Regions from separate parts of the Homo sapiens genome. Here all the other regions are linked to region 1. The links are chromatin contacts, found by Hi-C or POLR2A ChIA-PET in ENCODE. All regions are on one chromosome and are shown on one strand. The core of a region is the stretch at or near the end of the contact, and the rest is flanking DNA. Distances in the headings are between cores, read along the strand shown. Region 1 has its middle 13 kb from the start of DAGLA. Region 2 has its middle 46 kb from the start of SYT7. Region 3 overlaps DAGLA (diacylglycerol lipase alpha).

Evidence for each region. Hi-C counts contacts between places; a loop is a spot of excess contacts on that map. ChIA-PET counts read pairs that join two places held with the same protein, here RNA polymerase II (POLR2A). Pooled maps may share reads with other maps.
Region 2: a loop to region 1 is called in a map of Caco-2, with 2.0 times the contacts of the local background. The contact joins two enhancer-like sites. A Hi-C loop is called at or near these places in 1 of 168 maps with a recorded cell type or tissue (Caco-2). POLR2A ChIA-PET finds 5 or more read pairs at or near these places in 7 of 52 experiments (A673, BJ, Caco-2 and 4 more).
Region 3: a loop to region 1 is called in a map of HepG2, with 2.6 times the contacts of the local background. The contact joins two enhancer-like sites. A Hi-C loop is called at or near these places in 2 of 168 maps with a recorded cell type or tissue (CD14-positive monocyte and HepG2) and 2 of 50 pooled maps. POLR2A ChIA-PET finds 5 or more read pairs at or near these places in 6 of 52 experiments (Caco-2, HEK293T, Panc1 and 2 more).

Annotation. Positions count from the first base shown.
Region 1 is chr11:61,665,056-61,669,299 of GRCh38, reverse strand. No RefSeq gene overlaps it. Among named protein-coding and RNA genes, the nearest start is that of DAGLA, 13 kb to the left of the region's middle. Within about 2 kb of position 2,224, at least 2 of the 41 ENCODE cell types and tissues checked have a DNase peak (open chromatin) inside an H3K27ac peak, as active enhancers do.
Region 2 is chr11:61,624,962-61,629,205 of GRCh38, reverse strand. It overlaps the pseudogene RPLP0P2. Among named protein-coding and RNA genes, the nearest start is that of SYT7, 46 kb to the right of the region's middle. RefSeq lists enhancers at 1-563, 1,919-2,479, 2,480-3,042 and a silencer at 755-1,049. Within about 2 kb of position 2,296, at least 11 of the 41 ENCODE cell types and tissues checked have a DNase peak (open chromatin) inside an H3K27ac peak, as active enhancers do.
Region 3 is chr11:61,698,472-61,702,715 of GRCh38, reverse strand. All of the region lies in intron 1 of DAGLA (diacylglycerol lipase alpha), which reads right to left. Among named protein-coding and RNA genes, the nearest start is that of DAGLA, 20 kb to the right of the region's middle. RefSeq lists enhancers at 1,093-1,618, 2,146-2,671, 2,672-3,198, 3,725-4,244. Within about 2 kb of position 2,244, at least 19 of the 41 ENCODE cell types and tissues checked have a DNase peak (open chromatin) inside an H3K27ac peak, as active enhancers do.

The DNA.
Region 1 (4,244 bases), core at 975-3,474:
GTGTGGTGGCTCACGCCTGTAATCCCAGCACTTTGGGAGGCCAAGGCGGGTGGATCGCCTGAGGTCAGGAGTTCAAGACCAGCCTGGCCAACTTGGTGAAACCCCATCTCTACTAAAAATCCAAAAATCAGCCAGGCGTGGTGGTGGGCACCTGTAATCCCAGCTATTCGGGAGGCTGAGGTAGGAGAATTTGCTTTAACCCGGGAGGCAGAGGTTGCAGTGAGCCGAGATCGTGCCACTGCACTCTAGCCTGGGCTACAGAGCGAGACTCCATCTCAAAAAAAAAGAAAGAAAGAAAGAAAGAAAGAAAGTAAAGTGGTGAAAGAACAGCTACTCTATTGACAGAGTAGGGAGTTCTCGAAAGCAATAAGAGGAACGTGTCCACCCTCGGTACAATACTCATTTATATATAGGATTTAAAAAAGATCATGGGGAGATGTGCTCTGCTACAAGGGTTTGTGATAAAGGATTACTTTTCTTAATTACTGTGTTTTGCAAGAATCGATATTATTATCTTCAAAGCAAAATTAAGAATGCTTCTGTTCTCATGGCATCAGGATATCAGGACACTCCTCTAAGTCTGGGTCTGTTTAGTAAACGTTATCAATCTGTTTCCTTAACCGTAACATCTAGAGGCTAGGAATAGCTAACTTTCTGGGAATGCAGCCCAGCAAATCCCAGCCTCATTTTCCTAGCCCTCAATCAAGATGGAGTCGCTCTGGTTCGAACGCCTCTGACAGAAGACTTGCTTCTCCGCTGTTAATGTGGAATGGGCTCCGCCTTTGCCTGTTGGAGGAGCCTCAGGAAGCTCCGCAGTCTATCCCAGCTCTCCCATTTGCAAACCTCCCTGGGATGGACCCTTCTGCCTTTGACCTTCTCATCCCTTTCTGGTTGATTCAAGGAGTTTCCAGTTCTGAGGATGACAGTTTATGTCTACCTTCAGACTCATCGGGAAAGCAGGGGTGGGAGCACCCCACTCAGGATCTGAGCCCCTGATGTACTGACCCCAGGTAGTGGGGATCTGGAGCATTGGGGAACAAAGAGCTACGTGGGGCTCCAAGGCAAAGCCCAGGCAAAAGCTGAGTTGTTCTCTGAGCTGCTGCTTTGTTCTAAGCCCAATGCCTAAGGCTGGGTTGGATCTGTCAGCTGTGGGCCCCTGCAGTGCCCTAGACTGCTCTCCAGAGTGCAGTGTCCTTGTGATTACTTGCCAGTATCTGTCTTCCCTACTAGAATCAACTTCTGGAACAAGGGACAGGTCAGTCTTGCTCCCAACTGTATCCCCAGAGCTTGGCTGCTGGCTGAAGTAGGGGCTTAATCAATATTTGTGTAACCAGTACATGAACCCTTAGCAACCATGAACTCCAATCCTACTGTTGTACAGATAAGAAAACAGAGACACTGAGAAGGGACAGGACCTGCCTCAGGTTGCACAGCATGGTGGGGGTTGAGTTAGGAATAAAACTCACGGCTCTGATTCCCACTCCAGGGCTCTTTCCACTCAAGAGCACTAGGAGCGCCCTGACTCCTATGCCCACCCTCCCCATCCCTCTCACCCAGTTCTGAGCCATCAACTTCTCCAATCAAGATAGCTCCCCAGAGGTCGGGCGCGGTGGATCACTCCTGTAGTCCCAGCACTTTGGGAGGTCAAGGCGGCAGATTGCTTGAAGTCAGGAGTTCGAGACCAGCCTGGCCAACATGGTGAAACCCCGTCTCCACTAAAAATACAAAAACTAGCCGGGTGTGATGGTAGGCGCCTGTAATCCCAGCTACTAGAGAGGCTGAGGCAGGAGAACCACTTGAGCCAGAGAGGCAGAGGTTGCAGTGAGCTGAGATCACACCACTGCACTCCAGCCTGGATGACAGAGTGAGACTTCACCTTAAAAAAAAAAAAAAGATAAAAAAGATAAGCTCACCACCCCAACACACGTACATTCTCTCTTCCCAAGGCTTCCCTGTCTGTAAAGGATCAGCGTGACCCTGGCTGTTGGCAAGGAGGTAGGCAAAAAGGGGAGGAGAACTGTATTCTGTGGGAGACACAGAAGTCCCTCTAGCCAGAAGCCTCCTCTACCTGAAAGATTCCTGGGTGAAGAGACCCTGCCAGATATGCAGGGAGCCAGGGCTTCTATTTTGATAGGCCTCACAGAGGGGGCTGAGAGTGGACTTTGCCCTCTCTCTCCTGCCTCTTATCTCTGAGAAAGGGCTGCTGTTGCCTCTAAGCTCAGAGAGCCTGCTGCACCCCCCAAGGCCAGCCATGAGTCTGGAAGGTCCCTAACTGGGATTTAGAGCTGGCTCTGAAGTGTGAATCCCTCATTTTCTAGTTGTGGGACTCTTTATGAGGCTCAGTTTCCTAATCAGGGAAATGTGTTCAATAATGTCCTCTTTGGGTGCTGTTAAGGATTCTAGGTGTGGTGCTTGGTGCACGGTAGGTGCTCAGTCGAGGTGCTTTCCCTGAGCTTTTGCCCTGGGGTACTGGCGACATTCAAAGCTGAGCTTGAGCAGCTAGCAGAAACTCAAGGCTGATCCCTTGATTGGGCAAACTGATGTCATCCCATCCTCTGCTGAGGTGTCAGCCAGAAGGTGGCCTTTTTGGTAAATTCATGAATGATGATGGCTTCCTAATGGGCCCCCAAAGGAGCCAAAGCTCCTTTCAGATACTTTTCTGCCTTGGGAAGCTGATGTCAAGAAGGATCTGCAAGCCCTTGAACTCCAGGGTGCTGAAGGCAGGTTTGTGATGGGGTCTCAAAGAACAGGACCGGCTAGAGGAGGAGGGGGAAATCCAGGAAATCTCAGGGAAGCCTGAGCTCTCAGAACCTTTTTTTTCTTAGTAGCTTTAAAAAAGAAATTGACGCAGGGCACGATGGCTCACACCTGTAATCCCAGCACTTTGGGAGGCCGAGGCGGGTGGATCACCTGAGGTCAGGAGCTCGAGACCAGCCTGGCCAACATGGTGAAACCCTGTCTCTACTAAAAATACAAAAAATTAGCCGGGCGTGGTGGCAGGTGCCTGTAATCCCAGCTACTCATGAGGCTGAGGCAGGAGAATCGCTTGAACCCAGGAGGTAGAGGTTGCAGTGAGCTGAGATCTCACCATTGCACTCCAGTCTGGGCAACAGGAGGAGACTCCGTCTCAAAAAAAAAAAAAAAAAAAAAAAAAAGAAGGAAAAGAAAAAAAAATTGATCATGCTAAAATATACATAACATTAAATTTGCCATTTTAACCTTTTTTTAAAAAAAAATTGACAGGGTATCCCTGTGTATCCCAGGCTGGAGTGTAGTGATGTCATCATAGCTCACTGCAGCCTTGAAATCCTGGACTCAAGGGATCCTCCTGCCTCAGCCTTCAGAGTAGCTGGGACTACACGGTGTGCCACCATACCTTGGCTACATTTTTATTTTTGTAAAGATATGGTCTCACCATGTTCCCCAAGCTGGACTCAAACTCCTGGCCTCAAGTGATTCTCCTGCCTTGGCCCCCCAAAGTGCTGGGATTACAGGCATGAGCCATCGCACCTGGCCCTTTTAAACATTTTTAAGTGTAGAGTTCCGGCTGGGTGCAGTGGTTCATGCCTGTAATCCCAGTATTTTAGGAAGCTGAGGTGGGAGGATCCCTTGAGCCCAAGAGTTTGATACCAGCCTGGGCAACATGGCGGGACACTGTATCTACAAAAAAAAAATACAAAAATTGTCCAGGCATGGTGATGCACACCTGTAGTCCCAGCTACTTGGGAGGCCGAGGTGGGAAGACAGCTTGATCCCAGGAGGTTGAGGCTACAGTGACCCAAGATCACACCACTGCACTCCAGCCTGAATGACAGAGCAAGACCCTGTCTCAAAAACACTTTATTGTGCTATCATTACCACCACACAACTCCAGAACTTTCTGACTTCACAAACTGAAACTCTGTTCCCATTAAACAGTAACTCCCGTTCCTCTCTCCCCCCAGCCTCAGTCACTAGGATTCTACTTTCTGTGTCCATGAATTTGACTATTCTAGATACTTCATAGAAGTGGAATCATATTATAAATATATATATATTTTTTCTTTTTTTTTTTTTTTTGAGACAGAGTTTCTTTCTGTCACCCAGGCTGGAGTGCAGTGGTGCGATCTTGGCTCACTGCAACCTCGACCTCCTGGGTTCAAGCAATTCTCCTGCCTCAGCCTCCCAAGTAGCTGGGATTACAGGCACCCGCCACCATGCATAGCTAATTTTTGTATTTTTGGTAGAGACAGGGTTTTCATCAT
Region 2 (4,244 bases), core at 1,047-3,546, 40 kb after region 1:
AACTCGGGAGCTGCTTGCATTTCAGAAAGGGCCCCTTCACCACAGTTAGAGAGCAAATAAATGGGTCCTCTGGGGCTGGGGCTGGGGCTGGGATTCCCTCTGTAGCCCCCTTCCCCACTGTGGAGGCCCCTTTCCTCCACACACCCTCACCCCTGCAATTCCTTACCTGGAGCAGAAACAAGGTTCTACCCAGGCCATGGGGCCTGGCCATGCAGGTCAGCCCTGGGTCCTGGTGGAGGACCCAAAGTCTCCCTGCTGAGGACCAACGTCCGGTGGCCCTAGCTGGGGTGACATCACACAAGGGGCTCGCACAAGGCTTCTGTCTTCCAGGAAGGAGATGGGAAGAGAGATCTCCCTGCAAAGGCTGGAAAAGAAATCACGTCCCAGAATTGTTGGCAGAAGGTTAATTGGATGCATTTGTAAGCTTGTTCCTGGGACAGGCATGTTAATAGCACTAAAACATCTGAAAACTTCCAGAGCTACACGGAGGAGTTAATAGGCCTGGAGAGTCCAAGGTTACATTGAGGCACCTCCCAGCAGTGGAAAGAGCAGTGGACCAGGAGCCTGAGAGCCTGAACCCCTGGCTCCTCACCACATCTCACTGTGGTCCCCAGGCAAGCCCTGGCCTCTCTAGACCTGGAAAACATTAGTGTGGAAGGCGGGTCGCCTGGGTCGTCCGAAGGAAGCCTCACTGTGGTCTTGTGTGGTGATGTTATCATTATTTCCGTTTTGTGGAAGAGGAAACTGAGATTCCTCAAATGAGGTGCAATTTGCCACTGCTGGTGCTGGGGTCAGTACTGGAGCCTGACTGCATGCCAAGGGCTAAAATCACAGGGCTGGACCAAGGGCCAGCCAGAATAGACGTTCCCTTGGTGTCCACTGGGAGGCGCCCTAGACTGCTTCTCCTAGTTGGCACCAGCACCTGAATCCCTCAGCCAGAGTGGTTTCCCCTGAGTGATCTCTGGACAAGGTGGGACTGGGGGCTGCCAGCTCCTGGGGCAAGGTCAGGAAGCTTCCTGGTCCTCCCTCCCCATCCTAGCCACCTCCATGAAGGAGCCTCCTGCTCTCACCTTCCAAGGGCAAGGGAGGGAAGAGTGAGGTTTCAAACCTTCCCTCCTCAGGCCCCTGGGGAGCCCATGTATCAGATTGGAGTCAGCTATAAATGTCAGAGGCTCAGAGAGGGTTAGTCACTTGCCCCAGGTCACATAGTCACGTCCGTCTGATTCTGAAAACCTAAACTTGGTCCTGATTCAGGCGAGGCTCACGGCAGATGTGGTGGGATTCCGTCGGTCACATGGCCCACAGCAGGCAAGAAGGTGCTGGTCAGCTGGGCCTGCAAGTCCCACTGGTGGCAAAAGGGCTGAGTCTCGTAGAGGGGGTTCCTACAGTCACTTGAGGGTCCAGGGCTGCGTGCAGGTAGTCAGGGCCAGGCATGGGAGCTCGTGAAAGGGCAGGAGGAGGCATTCAGCCAGTGGATGTCCTTGGCATCAGGGTCCGTGTCTGTATCTGAAAGTGGGCATGTAAGTGGGGGATGGGGTGGAGGCAGAGGGCTGCGGCTCAGGCCCAAGACCCCAGGTCATGCTCGCTCAGAATTCAAGTTTGTCAGCTTGTTAGAAGAATGAGGATGGTGACAGCCGGGGATCTGGGGAGGAAGGAGGCCTTTGGAGATGGGAGTTGGGGAGGCTGTGATTGGGGGATGTTGAGCAATGGCTTGAGGAAGTCGAAGGATCAACCTTCCCGAGTATTCCGAGTTGGTCTGGAGCTGACGGGGAGTGGCTGGGCTGGGTGAGGGGAGGTGACAGTGACATTGAGTTTGGGGACACAGTGCTCATCTCTCCCTGCTGGGCTTTCTGGAAGGTGGAGGACAACAGGAGGGAAGCCGAGCATCCCAGGACAGAGCTTTGCAAAGTTACAGCTGGTTCCTGCCCTCTATACTCAACTCTAGCAACTGTGACTCTCTCCTAGAGCAAGCCTGACCCTACTGAGACCCCTACCAACATAGAGACCACCTAACCCAACCCGTTACTCAGGTCACCTCACCACAGCAGAGGCAGGAGCAGGCCCAGGGCTGGAGAGAAGCCCATCCCCAGGCCCCAGGGCTCACAGCAAAGCCAAGGAGACAAGCAGCCACCAGGTGCACCGGATTAAGGCTGTCCAGGTAGGGGGCTCCATTTCCCCGTAGACAGAGGTAGCCAAGGGGACTATAGGGCTAGAGGAGGCATCCTGGAAAATCCCAGCCCTTCCCCAGCAGGTCACAGAACCGGCTCTCCCAGCTGAGGCCCTTCCCTCCCAGCAACATGTCCAGGGGCACCTGACTTGAACTATAAATAGAGGATGACGGAAGGCTCCGGAAGCCCAAGGGAGGGCAGGAGAAAGGAATTCTGATTCTCCCCCAGCGAGGCCCTGCAAGGCTGCACTGACAGAGCAATCTCTTCGAGGTTGGATAGGAGTGCCCCTGGCATTGGAGGTCCAGGAGGGCCATTCAGGCAGAAGGAACAGTCTGGGGAAGCAAGGAATGGAGCAGGCAGGTGGCTCTGAGAGGCTGGACACAGGCTGCAAGGGACTGCGGCAGTTCCTGAGACCCAGTGGCCAAGGGCCCTGAATGTCAGGCTAAGGGCTTTGTTCTGGAGACCTGAGTCTTGGTCTCAGGGCCGTTCTGGTTTTGTGGTGAGGAGTTAAGAGTAACACACAATGGGGGGAGGGGGGAGGGATAGCATCGGGAGATATACCTAATGCTAGATGACGAGTTAGTGGGTGCAGCGCACCAGCATGGCACATGTATACATATGTAACTAACCTGCACAATGTGCACATGTACCCTAAAACTTAAAGTATAATAAAAAAAAAAAAGAGTAACACACAAGGCCGGGTGCAATGGCTCACGCCTTATAATCCCAGCACTTGGGGAGGTTGAGGCAGGTGGTCACTTGAGGTCAGGGGTTCGAGACCAGCCTGGCTAACATGGTGAAACCCTGTCTTTACTAAAAATACAAAAATTAGCTGGGCGTGGTGGTGCACACCTCTAATCCCAGCTACTCGGGAGGCTGAGGCAAAAGAATCGCTTGAACCTGGGAGGCGGAGGTTGCAGTGAGCTGAGATTGTGCCACTGAACTCCAGCCTGGGCAACAGAGCAAGATCCCATCTCAAAAAAAAAAAGAGTAACACACAAGAACATGTAACATACAAGAACAAGGTCACCTGGAGCAGAGTACCAGAAAGTACATGGCCATCTTTCCCCGTGGAATGGAGGAATACCATGGTGTGCCAGAGACTATAACTATTCCCCAACATCTGTTCTGTCTTCTTTGCCACGGAACCCCTGATTTTTGCTGGGCAAACAACCCCCTGAAATACAAGCTACATTTCCCAGCCTCCCTTACAGCCAGGTATGGCCATGTGTATAAGTTGTAAGAAGAAGTGCCACTCAGAGGCAGCAGGTTGCACCCTGTTACCTCTTCTCCCTTTCTGCTGGAAAGGAATATGCATGTGATTGCTCGAGCAGGAGCAGCTATCTTGGATCATGAGGTAGAAGCCCCATGTTAAGGATGACCAAGCCACAAGAAGGAAGTGATCTGGGTTTCTGATGTTTGTGGAGCTGCCACACCAGCCCTGGACCAGAACCTCCAAATATTGTTTACTCGAGAGAAAAATAAACTTCTATATTATAGTTTACCACACAGTTTCTTAAGTTTTCCTTCAGATGAACATAACCTAAGCACATACAGGAAAGGAATTAGCCTCGAAAGAAGAACCTCAGAATTTTATACGTCTTTTTTTTTTTTTTTTTTTTTTTGAGATGGAGTCTTGCTCTGTCGCCCAGGCTGGAGTACAGTGGCACGATCTCAGCTCTCTCCAACCTCTGCCTCCTGGGTTCAACTGATTCTCCTGCCTCAGCCTCCTGAGCAGCTGGGACTACAGGCACCCACCACCACGCCCGGCTAATTTTTTGTATTTTTAGTAGAGACAGGGTTTCACCATGTTAGCCAGGCTGGTGTCAATTTCCTGACCTCGTGATCCGCCCACCTCGGCCTCCCAAAGTGCTCGGATTACAGGCGTGAGCCACTGCGCCTGGCCTTACCTTTTAAGTATTAAGAGGTATGCTCTGATTACATTCCACATATCGTCTCTCATGAACTTGCTGCAGAACCTTCCTTCCAGGTGTAGGGGTGGAAAAGGCATGATACCTCTTCTCATCCATCATAAGGGTCACGGCTGACACTCCTATACCAAAAGACAGAGAGAAG
Region 3 (4,244 bases), core at 995-3,494, 33 kb before region 1:
CTCCAGGAAAGAGCACAGAAAGCTACGTTCTCAGGATGCAGCCAGGAGACTGAAGCCCTCTCCCAACCGGGGGCCCAGAGGGCACCTCAGCCATGGCCTGGCTATAAGTGAGAAGGGGAAGGACCTGGGGAAATGACTTCTCTTCTAAGAGACTCAGTGTCTTCATCTGGAGGATGAGGGGGTTGACCAGATGATCTCTAATTTCCCTAGGATCCACTTTTACCCCCATCCCCCAATGCTCAGTTTATAAGGGTCTGCAGCCTCTGGCTCAGGAATATAATCCCACAGAAGACTCGGAGCCTTAAGGTGCTATCATCTTTCTCACCCACTTTCTTCTGGGCCCCAACATTGTCCTGGAGGTAGAGAGGCCAGGAATTTGCACACCATGGCCCAGTGCTTTGATGATCCCCACTTTTGAAATCTGTCAGAACTAAGTTCGAAACCTAACATGTTCAGCTTGTAATTATCAGAGTTAAAGACAGAGAGAGAGAGAAAGAGAGAGAGAACCTAACATGGGCTAGCTGTGGGGGCTCACACCTGTAATCCCAATGCTTTGGGAGGCCGAGGCTGGAGGATCACTGAGGCCAGGAGTTCGAAACTAGTAAGAACCCATTTTTACAAAAAAAATTTTTTTTAATTTAGCCAGATGTGGTGGTGCATGCTTATAGTCCCAGCTACTCAGGCAGCTGACGCAGGAGAATTACTTGAGGCCAGGAGTTTGAGAATAGTTTGGGCAACATACGGGGAACCTGTCTTTATTAAAAAAAAAAAAATTTATCTGGGCATGGTGGCACATGCCTGTAGTCCTAGCTACTCAGGAGGCTGAAGCAGGAGGATCACTTGAGCTGGGGAGTTCCAGGCTGCTGTGAGCTGTGATTGCAAAACTACATTGAAGCCTGGGTGACAGAGCAAAACCCTGTCTCTAAAAACAAAACAAGAAAACCTAACCCCCCACTGACTGCCGCTGTGTGACCTCAGCAGGCTCGGGGGTGAGACTCGGTAAAGGGCAGGTTTTCGGGGTCCTCATCCACCCCCTTCCCTGTGACACAGAACTGCCCTTTGCCAACTTCCCTCGAATGTGAGAACAAACAAGATATACTGAGGGTTCCTTAGAGGAAGGCACTAGAACAAGCCTCAGCAATACTCCTTCCCTTTAAGCAGAGCCTTGGGCCCCTGCGCGCACACATCCCCACCACATGGGGGCTCATCGAATCCCGGCTGCTTTCCTCCTCCAGGTTCGTACAATCCACGAGACCAGAGGAAGACAGCAGGTGCCTGAGACATGCCCGAGCCTCGGCAGCTTCCCTACCTAGAGCAGAGGGAGAGGCGGGCAGCAGGCATGCAGTAGGGCTGGGCCTGGCAGCGGAGAGGCTGGCTCCTAGTCCCCATGGCCCCTCAGAGCCCAGCCTCCTCTCTGCTCTTCTGGGGCCTTGGTAGGACACATGAGATCACGTCTGGGCGGTGCTCAGGGCGTCTGAGAGAGAAAAGGCCCAAGGGATGGAGGTGGGATTAATTATGTATTAGCACGCTTCTTTATTAGCACTTCTGTTTACTGCAGGGCACAGTGGAAAACACATGGGGCTTGGTGTCAGAGAATCCAGGCTGGACATGGGGCCTGGCCATTCAAGAGGTGTGGGCAAGTCACAACCTCTTTGGGCCCCGGTTCCGGGAAAAAGGGGATGAACAACATCTGAGCGATGCTGGAGAAAGCATGACACAAATCAGATTTCCTCACCTGTCAGTGGGATTGCAAGAACACCAGCCTCCCAGCATCGCTCACTGTGAGGTGGCCAAGTGCCTGGCCCGGGGCCACATGTGAGTGACATGCAGGGGGTCTCGTTGCTGGAGGAGCAGGGAGGTGCAGGGTGAAAGGCCTGAGGATCGGGCTATTGGCAGTGCCGTTCAGGCTGGCACTCTCTGGGTGTGTCCCAGGTGGGTATGCTGGGCCAGCTCTCCTTAGGCAGATACCCACAGCAGCAAGAGAAGGAAGGGGCTGTGCAGGACTGCAGGGAGGGAGGCACCCGGCTCCTTGCCTGGCTAATGCAAGCCTCTCTTTGGGGTCCCAGCTGTGGGAGAGAAAGGGCTCCCTCTTCCCTAGGATGCCAGATCCATCAGCAGCTAATTATCTAATCTGTTCCCCTTGGCCTGAGGACCACGATCACAGGCTCAAGGAGTCACTGGCCATGAGCTGAATCTGACAGAAAAGGACGCTTGCAGGCCACACCCTCAGGAGGGCAGGTGTTGGGGAGGCAGGTCCAGGGCTTCCGCCTCCAGGGCTGGCCCAGAGGCTGGAGAAGTCCAAGTTCAAGTTCCTGGGGCTGACTCATCAGAAAGAGGGTGAAGAGAAGGTCAGGGCAGGGACTGGTTGAATCAAGACAGGCTCTCCTTGCAGGAGGGCCTGCAGACAGGCTGCTGCAGAAAAGGAAGGCGCAGACGTGTCCATAAATACTCCCAGATTCAGTTATGTGCTCCTCTGCCTCCTGCCATACAAAAGTCTCACTGATGCATCCCGTCACCCCCACAACCCAGGACCAGTGCCCCAACAGGAGGGCTCTGGGGGCCTCTCCAGCTCCTTACTGACAGTCCGGCTGCTGCTGCCGCTGCCCTGGCACGCCAGGCATGCCAGGCCCAGGCACTGCCAAGTCACATGCTCTGCGCGGGCGAGGCCGGGCACTGCTGGGGCAGCCTTGGGGATGCAGGGTGGTGTGGCATTCGCAGGCAGTGTGGGTCTGCAGAAAAACGGAGTGCCCAGAGGCAGCCGGCCACCTGCCTGCCACCCTCCCCAGCCCCACCCTCCTTCCAGGGGAGAAATCCTTGGGCAAACAGTCAGCCAGGTGTGAGCAGCACAGCTAATGCAGGGCTGGGAAAAGCAAACACGGAGGGCCTCCATGCTGTGGGCCCGCTGCCCTATGGGGTGGCATTCGGGTGGCCCTGCCCACAGCTGCCATTGGTGTCCCCAGCACTCTGCCTACAGTATTTGGAGGGTCTTCCAGGATGAATGCTTTGGCCTTCCCTCCACTGTACTCCCCGGAGGGGCCTGACTGTGAGGTGACAGAAGCAGCGCAGGGAAGAACAGGCAAGGCATGAGTCTGCAAAGGGTGAGGCGGACCTAGGCCTGGAGTCTCTGCTGGGCCATGCCTTGGCTGGGTGACTTGGAGCAAGTCAAAGGACCTCAGGGCCAGGGATGCCCACCGCACATGGCCTTTGTGAAGGTTAAATGGGATGAGGCCCATGTGGGACCACTGAGAAAGGATTTGGCACAGAAGAGGGTCTGGATATGTGGGTGCTCAGCTTAGTGCCACCTGTGGGTGTGGGGTGGAGCCAGGGCAGGTCGCAGTAGGAGAGGCAGTGCCATGGAGGTCTGGCCCACACACTCTCCCAGGGCATGCTCACCTGGCTGATCTGTGACCCCCTGGCCTTAGCTCCAGGGCAGTAAGGCCAACACCAGACTTCTGGCCTGTGGCTGCAGGGCCAGCCAGGAGGGAAGGATGGTCCAGTTCTATTCTACCAGCAGGGGCTGCTGCGTCTACTGGCCCCAAACTCAGGGCAGAATTCCCCCCAACTGAGAAAGGCCTGTTCCCCCAATGGCTCCCATCCAGGGCTTCAGCTTCAGGCTGGCCCCCACCCATACGCAGCCAGAGGAGGCCCTGTCTTTCTGAGGGTGCATAGCATGTCCTGCTTTCTCTGCTCTGCTGTGCACCACAGTTGAGCGTGCTCTGCAGGCGGTCTGCATGCCTCTGTGCCCTTGCACAGTCTGTTCTCTTTGCCCAAAAGGCCTTTTCCAATCCTGCTCCCCTGGGAACTCCTCAGTGTTCCAAAGCTCAGCCTAAACACAACCTCCTCTGTGAAGCTGCCAGGGCCCGCCAACCCCCAAGGGCAGACCTAATCAGTGCCCCCTCCATTCCGGGCTCCCCACTGGGCTGGGAGCTCCAGGAGGGCAGGGCTACACTCTGCATCTCTGTGTCCTTGGCACCCAGCACCACGCCTGGTGCCTAGCAGCTGCTCAAGAAATGTCAGACAAGGCCCCCGGGCCAGCTCCCTTGCTCCTCTCAGATCATGCTGCCGGCACATTTGGCCAAAGAGACTCAGAGATGGCATGTGGGAAGCAGGGTAAGAGTGAGCTTCCCCAGGGAAGCAGGTGGGGTACGAGGTTTCCTTTCCTTTGGAAACTGTCCGTGCTACGTGCACCAAGCTTCACCCACTATCAGAAGTGGCTCTGGAGGCTTGCAGGCTGCCTCCCCATC